2 separate regions of the Homo sapiens genome follow, and region 1 is linked to region 2. Evidence: read pairs that join two places in POLR2A ChIA-PET (ENCODE). Cell type or tissue: K562. All regions are shown on one strand.

The links. ChIA-PET counts read pairs that join two places held together with the same protein. Peaks named below come from ENCODE experiments on the same cell type or tissue, not always from the same donor. Only the 100,000 strongest peaks of a DNase experiment are listed, where the experiment ranks them.
Region 1: POLR2A ChIA-PET joins it to region 2 with 5 read pairs; 1 of 35 experiments calls an interaction of 5 or more read pairs at or near these places.

Annotation. Positions count from the first base shown.
Region 1 is chr9:130,901,546-130,906,545 of GRCh38, forward strand. It overlaps FIBCD1 (fibrinogen C domain containing 1), which reads right to left. Exons shown (of 7, transcript NM_032843.5): 6 at 3,689-3,868; 7 at 895-2,778. The coding sequence ends at 2,519. Among named protein-coding and RNA genes, the nearest start is that of QRFP, 7.2 kb to the left of the region's middle. In K562, a CTCF peak has its summit at 3,733; DNase peaks (open chromatin) are centred at 1,076, 2,175, 2,320, 3,327 and 9 weaker places; H3K27me3 peaks cover 5,000 bases.
Region 2 is chr9:130,784,113-130,789,112 of GRCh38, forward strand. All of the region lies in intron 2 of LOC124902288 (a long non-coding RNA gene), which reads right to left. It also overlaps a transcript of ABL1 not described here. Among named protein-coding and RNA genes, the nearest start is that of ABL1, 49 kb to the right of the region's middle. In K562, no CTCF peak of the experiment used is centred here; a DNase peak (open chromatin) is centred at 2,149.

The sequences.
Region 1 (5,000 bases), 120 kb after region 2:
CGTAGGCTCTGCAGGGCTAGGGTGAGAGGGTGTGGCCCGGAGCAGGTGCGCAGGGACCGTTTTTCCCCAGTGCCAGCCTTTGAAGGTGCCCCTGGGGAGGGTGGGGCCGGTGCGCTGGCCTGGGCCCTCCCCACCATGTCAAGCTCCGTGCCCATTCAGCCGGTGCTTGGTAGGGCCATGTGCCCTCTCCTGGTCTGGGACAGGGGCCGGTGCTCTAGGGCAGTAACAGGGCTCTAGAAGGGACAGGCATCCCCAGTGCAGCCAGCCACTGAGGACAGATGCTGCCGGGACCTGGACCTGGACCACAGGCTCACAGGCCACCTGCACCTGCCCCCGGCCCCTCGCCAGGCCCCAGCCATGGTGCATCTGTTCCACAGCCAAGCCCTGGCACGAGGGCCCTGGTGCCTCCTGCTGCACCCACACATCTGTGAGTCCATTAACTTCACACTCACCAGGAGTTTGTTTGATGACACATCAGAAAGTGCTGGCACTTTCTAAGCAGTCGCTGGCGCAGTCACTGGCATGGGGAGGCTGGTAGCTCCTGCCTGGGGCCTGTCGGTGGGGGGCTCCTGGGATGAGAACTCGGGTCCCACCCAGCCCCTGCAATATGACAGGGTGCTCTGGGAACCCAGATGGTCTGGGTGGGCTCCCTTGGCTTCTAGATGGTGGGAAGAGGAGCCAAGAAGGGATTTCCCGTTGAATCTCATGTGGTCATTTTGCCCACATCTTGCCCCTTGTGGCCCCGCACCTGGCCTGCTCCAGCCACCACCCCGGCCACACTAGGCTGCCACTGCCTGATTCTTGGCTGTATCTGCGTCCAGCTGAGGACCGAGAGGGCAGGGACCAGGTCCTGTCCAGCCTGGGCCCACGGCAGAAGGAAGCGCTGCAGACATCTGCGCATGTGGATGACCTGGTGGCACTGGGACAGAGAGCCAGGTCACACGGCCTCTCCCACCAACCCCCAGTGGTGCCAAGTCAAATTTATTGTTTTTTAAGCACAAACTTCAGTGGGAGGGGAAGGGAGAACGGAACCCCACACCCCCTAGGCACCTGCCATCGGGTGTCCTTTGGAGGAAGCCACCTCCCCTCCTGCCCGAGGAGAGGCTGCTAGGCAGCTCCCCAAGGCTGACTCCAGCCCTTTCGGAGGCCCCCCATCAGGAGGCCTTGGAAAAGCCGCCCTGCATCTGGGCCTGACGTAACGCACGCGGGTCCAGGGCTGCTGAGCAGACAGCTGAGGACCCGGCTCCAGCCCTGCCCTTGTGGCTGCTGGTCCTGGGAGCCTGCGGGTCTCACCTCTGCATGTGTGCACACAAGGAGTGGGGATGACAGCGTGCTGGGTGTTGGGAGGATTCAACAAGAAAGTGTCCAGGTGGTGCCTGGTCTGGTGCCCCAGTCCCCCCGACCCCATTTGCCCGGTGAGGTGGTCCCTGTCCCTTGACCACTCGCCGGGCCGGGCCTGGCCTGGGTCCAGGTGGCCACGGTCAATGGCAAGGGTTGGCCTCCTCATGGAGACAGCCACCTCAGGGAAGGGGTCATCACCCCCAAGGCCCTCCTGGGAGGCCTCAGGACCCTGGAGTCCCTGGGAAATTGGTGGTGGGGGTTGTACAAGCCTCATCCCAGCCCTGCCTAGGCCCCAGCCCAGAAAACCAAGAGCTTCCCATTAGCGCAGTCCAGCCCCACGGTGCAGGGCCCCACCCACCTTCCAGAGGCAGGAGAAATGGGATGGCAGCCCCAGCTGCCCCAGGTAGGAGGACGGCCGGGAGCTGGGTGGGGGATGGGTTGGGCCTCATTTGAGACAGAGAGCAGGTGGGCACAGCAGGTAAGAGGACTGCAGACCCCAGGCCTGCCGGGGCACAGGGTGGGTGGCCTCCAGGGAACTGGTCTCAGCCTTGGAGCGTGGGTCCCCAAAGGCAGCAGCTCCCCATCCTGACCTCAGGGCCTGGTAGGATGGGGCCACCCAGCCCACAGCCAGGCTGAGGCCCTTGGGGGAGAGGTGGGTTCTCTGGGCACCAGGGAAACGGGGTGGGGGTTGGCATTGGGAGGGCTGGAGGATACTGGCCTCAGACCTGACCTCAGAGAGACCTGACGTTCCCCACGATCTGCTAGGAGGACTCCAGGGGTGCTGTCTGCCCCCTGCTCTCTGTCCCCATAATGCCGGGTATTTGGCCGGGCAGGGCAGAGGGTGCCTGGGGCAGACTCCACCATCCTGGCCAGGGGACGGCAAACAGCACCGGAGTCACAGTGGGGGCAGGCAGGAGTTGGGGTCGTCAAGTTTGCCAGCCCCCATCAGCAGAGGCAAGAGATCAGTGAGCTGCCAAATGGAGGGGGTGGGGACGGCGAGAAGGCGATGTGTGACTTCACCGGCCCAGGGAGCTTCGTGTCAGGGATGGCCCGGCCCCTCCCTACTGGAGAGTGGGTCCGCCAGGCACAGGTGGGTGGAGAACATTCACGAAAGAGTGAGGTGGGGTCGGGGATGGGGCGACAGGGACCAGCAGGGCCAAGGACAAGGTGCACCAGTCTAGCGGTCCTCCCGGACCGGCCGGATCTTCATCTCAGAGAACTTGAGTGAGTACTGCCAGCCGGTCCAGGAGGACCACTCCACGCCGTCGGCATAGGAGGCGTGCGCACCGCGCAGGTACTGCCCATTGAGGTTGGACGTGTGGCAGTTGCGGTACCACCAGGCACCGCGGTAGAAGGCGGCACAGTTGTTCTCTGAATGGTCGCTGTCACGGTCCTTGGTGGTGAACCTCATGCCGCTGTGCTTCAGGAGGGAGTCGCCTGCGCAGGGGTGCACACAGGTGTGGGCACGGGGGGCACGGGTACACCCACTGGTGTTGCATGTGTGAGCAGACACCGAGACACTGCACGTGCACCTGGACGTGAGTGCATACACGTACGCACGTGCTCTCACACATACTGCTGTGCACGCGTGCAAGCGCACCTGCCCCTCCACACCCGGGTGTGTCCATGCAGCTCACACGCACGCAGTCCCTTCTCGGGCGTGCCTGGGGCTGCCCCTGGGTCTAGGCGGTCTCTATCCCTCCCCCCAGCTTTTCCACATTCCCTCTCCTGCCTCCCCGCTCCTCGGCCTGAGAGGGGAAACCCAGCCCAGGGGGGTCCAGCCACCACACTTTAGAGACCCAGCGGACCCGAACCCCGGGTCTCCTGATTCCTGGCTCTGGGCTCAGTTTCTTTATCTGCAAAACGGGAAAACAGTCCAGGCTCTGCTGGCTTCGCCTTGCAGGGGTGAGGACCAAGCAGGACTTGGAGGAGGAGGCAAGCAGCCTTGACCCTGACCCCAGAGGGCCGAAGGGCATCATCAACACTATTATGAAAAAACGAACAGAAGATTCGCAGAAGCTCATCTTTTATGACATGCAACTGAATCAACTGATGAAGACAAGGACTGAGGGATCCTTGGTAAGGAAGAAAATTTTCCCTTTTCTGTCTTGTTTACTCTTCCAATTTGAAAAATTTATTACTTAAAAAAAATTTAGATTGGTTTCAGGCCTCTGATTGTGATGTGGGGTTGGTAGTTTATCAATATTTGTTATTTTTCAAAAACCTGATTACTTTCAAAGGGGGAAAAATACATTAGCCTTGATCATTTTGGAGGGCAGGACCTCCTCCGTCCTCCATCCTCCCAGGCCGCCCCCCTTCCCCATCCCTGCCACAGCTGGAGCCTCACCTGCAGTGCCGGAATAGTCAGCCACGGTGAGCGGGTACCCGTCTTCCTCAGGGTCCACGGAGAACAAGCCCACGCCGAAGCTCCCGTAGCGGGCATAGGCCGTGCCATTCTCAAAGTCCTCCAGGTCCACGTGCAGCTCGTAGGCAGCCTGTGTGGTCAGGGCGTGGATCCTCTTGAGCCCTGAAGTTGGGGGGAAAATGGTGGGAGAAGCTGAGGGGCGTAGGAAGCGACTCCCCAGGGAGAAATGATAAATGACAGCTGAGCTCATGCAGTTGGGGACAGAAAGGGACAACCACCAAGTGCGTGCAATCAGCCCTGGGCTACTTCCTTCTTCCTGCAGGCCTGTGTTGGGCAAGCCACTGAGGACCGACAGTTTTCATGTTTGGTTTTCTCTGTTCCCTTTAAGTGGAGCTGTGATGCTTTTCAAACGTTGGGGCTCTGAGCTGGTGGGAAGACTGCAGGAGGCGGGAGGAGGTGGGGGTGACAGCACCCTTACCCAGACTCCAGCCAGAGCCAGACAGACAGGATCTGTGTTCGCATTTTCCTATACCTGGCCTCTGGGCCTTTGCACATGCTGTTCCCTCTGCCAGGATGCTTGTCCCTACTCCTCCTCACTTGGTTACCTTCTATTCATTTCTGGAAGGCTGCCTGACCTCCTGTCGGCGTTGAGGACCTCCTCTGCCAACACATGTGCCCCTGTGGGTATTTATCTTTCAGGGTCCCGGCTGCCTATCTTGTCAGTTTCCCCACCAGTGCGGAATTCCCGTGACAGTGGCATGTCCGACCTAGCCACTGCTGACCCCAGTGCCTGGGGTGGGGCCTGGCACAATGGTGCTTACCCAGCGCTGGCTTAGTGGATGGGAGGGAGTTGGCGGCACCCTCACCCCTCTAGGCCGGCTCTGTGCCCCCATCCTACTCTCTCCCTCCTGCTGTCCCCGCCCCACCTCAACTCTGCCCTGCCCATCCCCGGGGTCTCATGCCAGGCCTCCCCTACCATACACATACGTGCTCAGACTCCCAAGATGCTTCACTGCTGGTGTGGTTACTCTTGATTAAGAGGGCATTTAATGAAATGTTTCACAAGTTAGTAGCAGCGAGTGGTATTCCATCCGCTTCTCCCTCCTGCCTGCCTCTCCCCGGCTCCGCACCTCCCGGGGTCAGTGTGTGCTGGCTGGAGGCTGTGCGGATCCTCCCCCATCCCGCCCGGACAAGAAGCCTTTGGTCCCAGTCACCAGGTCCAGGGACCAGGAGCAGCTACTGTGGGAGGAGTCACAGCAAAGCTGACCGCACGACCCACGTTCCTCCCCAAGGA
Region 2 (5,000 bases):
TTAAAAAAAATCTCTAAAATCAGGGTACATCTTAAAAGCAATATAATGCCATGGTTTAATTGGCACATGATTTAGTGATACATAAAATAAAGGCACCTCTTGCAGTGGCATCTTCGATTTGAAGAAGTATAATATTCTACGAATATACAAATTTCTGTGTTTTTTTGTCCCCCCAACCCCTGCCCTTTTAAAGACATATAGTAATATAGTGGGGTTATAGGTTTATATACTGCTACTTAGCTGTGCAGAGAAATTACAGCATTTAAAAAAATCACCAATCTGTCTTCCTCATAAGTCATCATCTAGAAATGGGGAGAAGCAAAGAGTGGTATTTTGGCCAGTTAATAAGGTCTTATATTCTTTTGGCTTAAACAGTATCTTTTGGGTAAATTCTGGATTTTTTCATATATCCTGCCATCCCCCATTAAAAACCAGCATCTGGTCTTGGGGGATTGTGAGATTTTTGTGGAGGTGAGGGAGGCCCTGGCCTATGCTTGCTGCCTTTGCTCATCTAGTCTGGTCTGGTCTGGTCCCTGGGCCTTTCGCAGGTATCCCCTGAAGTGTGGTTGGTGGTCTTGAATTTTTTTCTTTTGTCTCCATCAGGGCCAGGGAACTGTCCTTGCTTCCTTTTGGTACATTCACCCTGCAGCAGATGTCATGGCTTCCAAGTGGAACTTCACTCTCTTTCTTACTAGTTAAGCTACAGGAGGCTTAGAGTGCTAAAACCGAGATGCTTCCCCTGCATAAGGCCATGCAACACGGCCATTTTATTCTGTAGCCATCCGTGTTGGGATGAGTGGAAGGTTGCATCTGCGAGGTGGTCTTCTCCTAGAGTTTCAATTAGGAAGTGGGGCAAAAGCCCCAGTGCCTTCCCTTCAACCTGACGACCAGTCTACCCTCTCCCCACCTGTGCTAGTTATCAATTTCTTGCTTGTTATCTCCAAATCCATTCTGCTTTGCCATGTTTCGTGACATGGGAACTGGACTCTGTCAACAGTTTTCCTTTGCCTGCTGGCGAGGTGTTAGGCTTTGTCAACAGAGTGCTGGAGGGACATGGCAAGGTCATGGTGGGAGGAGGGCGTCCTTTCCCAGTGTGCTGATTTTCACTGGTGAGTGAGTATCAGTGGACTGGCGTGCAAGATGCCCAGAAACACATATCAGCCATCATAGACAGCCCAGTGGGTGGTACCGTGCACCAGCTCCAACCACACACACCCTGCAGGGAGTTTCTCCACCACGTGGTGGGCTGCTGCCCTGGGCCAGCTCTGGATCACGCCCTCTGACAAGCATGTTTGCCACCGGCATGCTGTGTGTTCCTGTGGAGCTGTGCCCTTTCTGAAGAGTCTGAATCTCAGCTTTGGGGTTGGGGGAGGCTCTCCTAAGTTCTTAGTTCCTCCCTCTTCACTCTACCTGCCCTTTTTAAGACACATAGTAATATAGTGGGCTCTAAGTAGTAGACACTTTGTTCATTTGCTACTTCTGTACCCCTGGGTCCTCTTTTACTCTTCTGTCATTTGTTAAAAATCTCGGCCGGGCGTGGTGGCTCACACCTGTAATCCCAGCACTTCAGGAGGCCAAGGCGGGCAGATCACTTGAGGTCAGGAGTTCGAGAGCAACCTGGCCAACATGGTGAAACCCCGTCTCTACTAAAAATACAAAAATTAGCTGGGCATGGTGGTGCATGCCTGTAATCCCACCTACTCAGGAGGCTGAGGCACAAGAATCGCTTGAACCCGGGAGATGGTGGCTGCAGTGAGCTGAGATCGTGCCACTGCACTCCAGTCTGGGCGACATTCTGGAACTCTGTCTCAAAACTAAAAAAAAAAAAAAAAAAAAAAAAAAATCTCCTGTGGGACTTCAGTCTGTGGAGGTTATTGAGTGATGGCACAGAAAGGCCAATCCCAATAAAAGAAAATGGAAAATGTTTATTACTTCCATTTCCAAGAGGGGAGCATGCCACGCCACACCACACAGGCACATGGGGAAGCACCATCCACAGGGCAGAAAGGAGCTGGGGGAACGCCCAGGCCAGAGCCTTTGTTGGGCTTCTGTGGGAAAGGCCAGACAGGGCCAGGGAAACATCTGAGGATTGGCTATTTTGGATAATTCTGGGGGGCCCTGGGGCAGAGGGCCGTCCCTCGTTGTCTGGTTCCTAGCTCTGGGTGATTTAGGGTAGGAGAAATATTGGCTCTGTGTGTGAGAGTTAGATAAGGAGGTGGTTCAGAGAATGGGCTCTGGGTGGCAGGGGAGACGGAAACAGCTTTGGCTGTGTGTGAGTTTGACCCTGTGATTAGACTAATGGATGCCAAATAGATGAATACAGAATCTCAGAAAACACAGAACGCTCTCTTAGCAGTATCTACTTTTTGTTAATAATTCTTTTATTAAATTTTCCCTATTGAAATGACTGGTGTGGTTTCTGTCTCCTGACTGGTACATCACCTCTTCCTCGGAATTTGCGGGCAGGGAAGTGATGATACATGTTTGACTGCCTCCTACTCTTTGCACCCTGATGTGAGGGAAGGGCTGGACCCTTCTACATCTTTCTGTCTGGATGAAGCTCCTCTGCTGTCATTTCCTCCTCCTTCCCTAGTGCGGCAAGCAGCTCTGCCAGCTTGTCATAGAAGGGCATTTAAGTGACTTTGCCAACACAAACAGTACTGCAATGAAGATATGCCACACTTTGCAATTAGTTATTCACTTTAAAGTTCTGTTATGATATAGTAACTTAATAAGTGAAAAAAACATCTTGGACCAATAAGGATGGAAGAAAAGTATCGGAAAACTAGTCAGAATTAAAATAAGGACTAAATCACGACTTTTATTTCTGTGATTTCTTTTTGTATTTTTGAAGCTCTTTTCTTAGGTCAGGGCCACCATGGCTTTTTGTTGCATTGATCTCTTTATCATTATATGCTGTTTCTCCTTAGGCTCTGCAATATTCCTTGCTCTGAGTCTACTTTGTCTGATAGGCACTTCAGCTTTCTTTTGATCACGCTTGCATAATACACCTTTTCCCATCCTTTTACTCGTAGCCTGCCCGTGTCATTGCCCCAGTGGGGAACTGCTGTTGCTCTTTACTTGGAGCCAGGCTCATGGTAAGAGGATGGGGACTTTCTTGGTTCTCTTAGTCTGACTCCATCTTAGGCAGGTACTGTGTGCCTGGACTTCAGGATAGGGCTTTCTTAGCATTGTGTGCTTTCACCCTCCATGCCACCTGGACTCTGCCTTCTGTGTGTGTGTTTGTGTGTGTGTGTGGTGTGAGCTCCCGTGTGAGAGAGAATTTCCCACGTTTCCCCCCAACCCCACCCGAAGCTGACTTTTGCATTGTATCAGTGCAGAATCCAGCAGACGATCATATTTGCTGGTACCTCACCCCCAGGAGCAGCAGATCTTTGCCTGGGTCCCGGGGACAGGGAAGGTTTCTTGCCCTTCCCCCAGTGGATTACGGCTTTTGCATTAGGTCTGAGAGAGGGGCTCAGGAAGGAGGCAAGATTTTACCCGAGTCCGGTATTGAGGGGTGCTCTCTCCAGCCTCGTGCTCTGCTCCCAGTCGTCGTCACGAGCACCTGGTAGTGGCCCATGGAAAAGGGTTTGCAAGTGAGTTCAGACAGGAATTCTAGTGTTACACCAGCCCATGCTCAGCTCCATAAGAATTCATTAAAAATTGAGATGTTTTCCCGTCACCTGTTGACATGGCAGCCTCATCTTCCTCCTGTGCTCTGTGAAGGGTCACAGGGTTTGCGTGTCCCATTTCTCCTTGGAGGGATTTGTCACTGATTAGAATTCAGTTCACCTGATGGCCTTGTGGCCTCAGCTCTCTGATTAGCTCAAGAAAAGTTAGGATTTTGTTGATTATCTGGCTTTTTCTTTTTGTTGGGTTGAAAGTTCTCTTATGGCTTTCTGCATCTTAAGCAAGGGGAGTAGAACTCTATTTCTTCACCTGTCCCTCAGCAGAATTATGTAAGTAAAATAAAATTTAGGTTCCTCACAGATCAGTGCAGTTTGCTAATACAAATACTGTATGTATAGTTACTCTGTTTTCCACATCCACCATTGGTTTAAGTTTGAACACCCCTGTTTTACTTTGTATTTTGAAATAATTTCAAACTTACAGAAAATTTACAAGAATAGTACAGAGAATTCCTACATGTCCTTTACTTAGTTCGAGTCATCAATTTTTAACGTATTGCTACATTACATTTGCTTTACCATTTCCCCCCTTCTATATGTGTATGGGTATAAAATTTGTTTTTCGGAATCATTTGGGAGTAGGTCACAACATTTTGTCCTTTTATCCCTTAATATTTCAAGTGTATGTTGTAAGAACAAGGATCTTCTCTTATGTAACTATAGTATAATTATTAACTTTAGGAAATTTAACTTTGATAGAATATTTTTATTTAACCTAAAATCCGTATTCCAATTTCCTCAATTCTCCCAGTAATGTCCTTTCTAGCAATTACCCCCTTGGGTGTAGGATCCAGTCCTGGATCATGGATTGCATTAATTTGTCATGATCTTTAATATCCTGTAAGCTGGAACAGTTCCTCAGTCTCTCTGCCTTGCATGACATTGGTATTTTTCAAGGACATGGAGCAGTTATTGTATAGAATGTTTTTCAATTTTGGCTGGAACATTTCAGTTTCAGTTTGTTTGATGTTTCCTTACTATTAGATTCAAGTTACACATTTCTGTTTTAGAATATTACAGAAGTAATGCTGTATCTTTCTCATGGTGTTACATCCATTTGCATACCTTGTCTTTCTGCCTGTCGTTAATGATATTAATTTTGATTATTTAGTCAAGGTACTGTCTGGTTCCTTCATTGGATAGTTGCTAGTTTTCCTCTTGCATCTATTTGCTTTTCGGTTTTTGTTTTTTCCCTTAACTTTTTCTCCCTGTGATTTCCTGAAACCTCTTGCATCTAAAAAGCAATCTGTGGGGAGACATTTTGTGACCATATAAGTAACCTGCTCCTCATGAAACATAAAATACAAA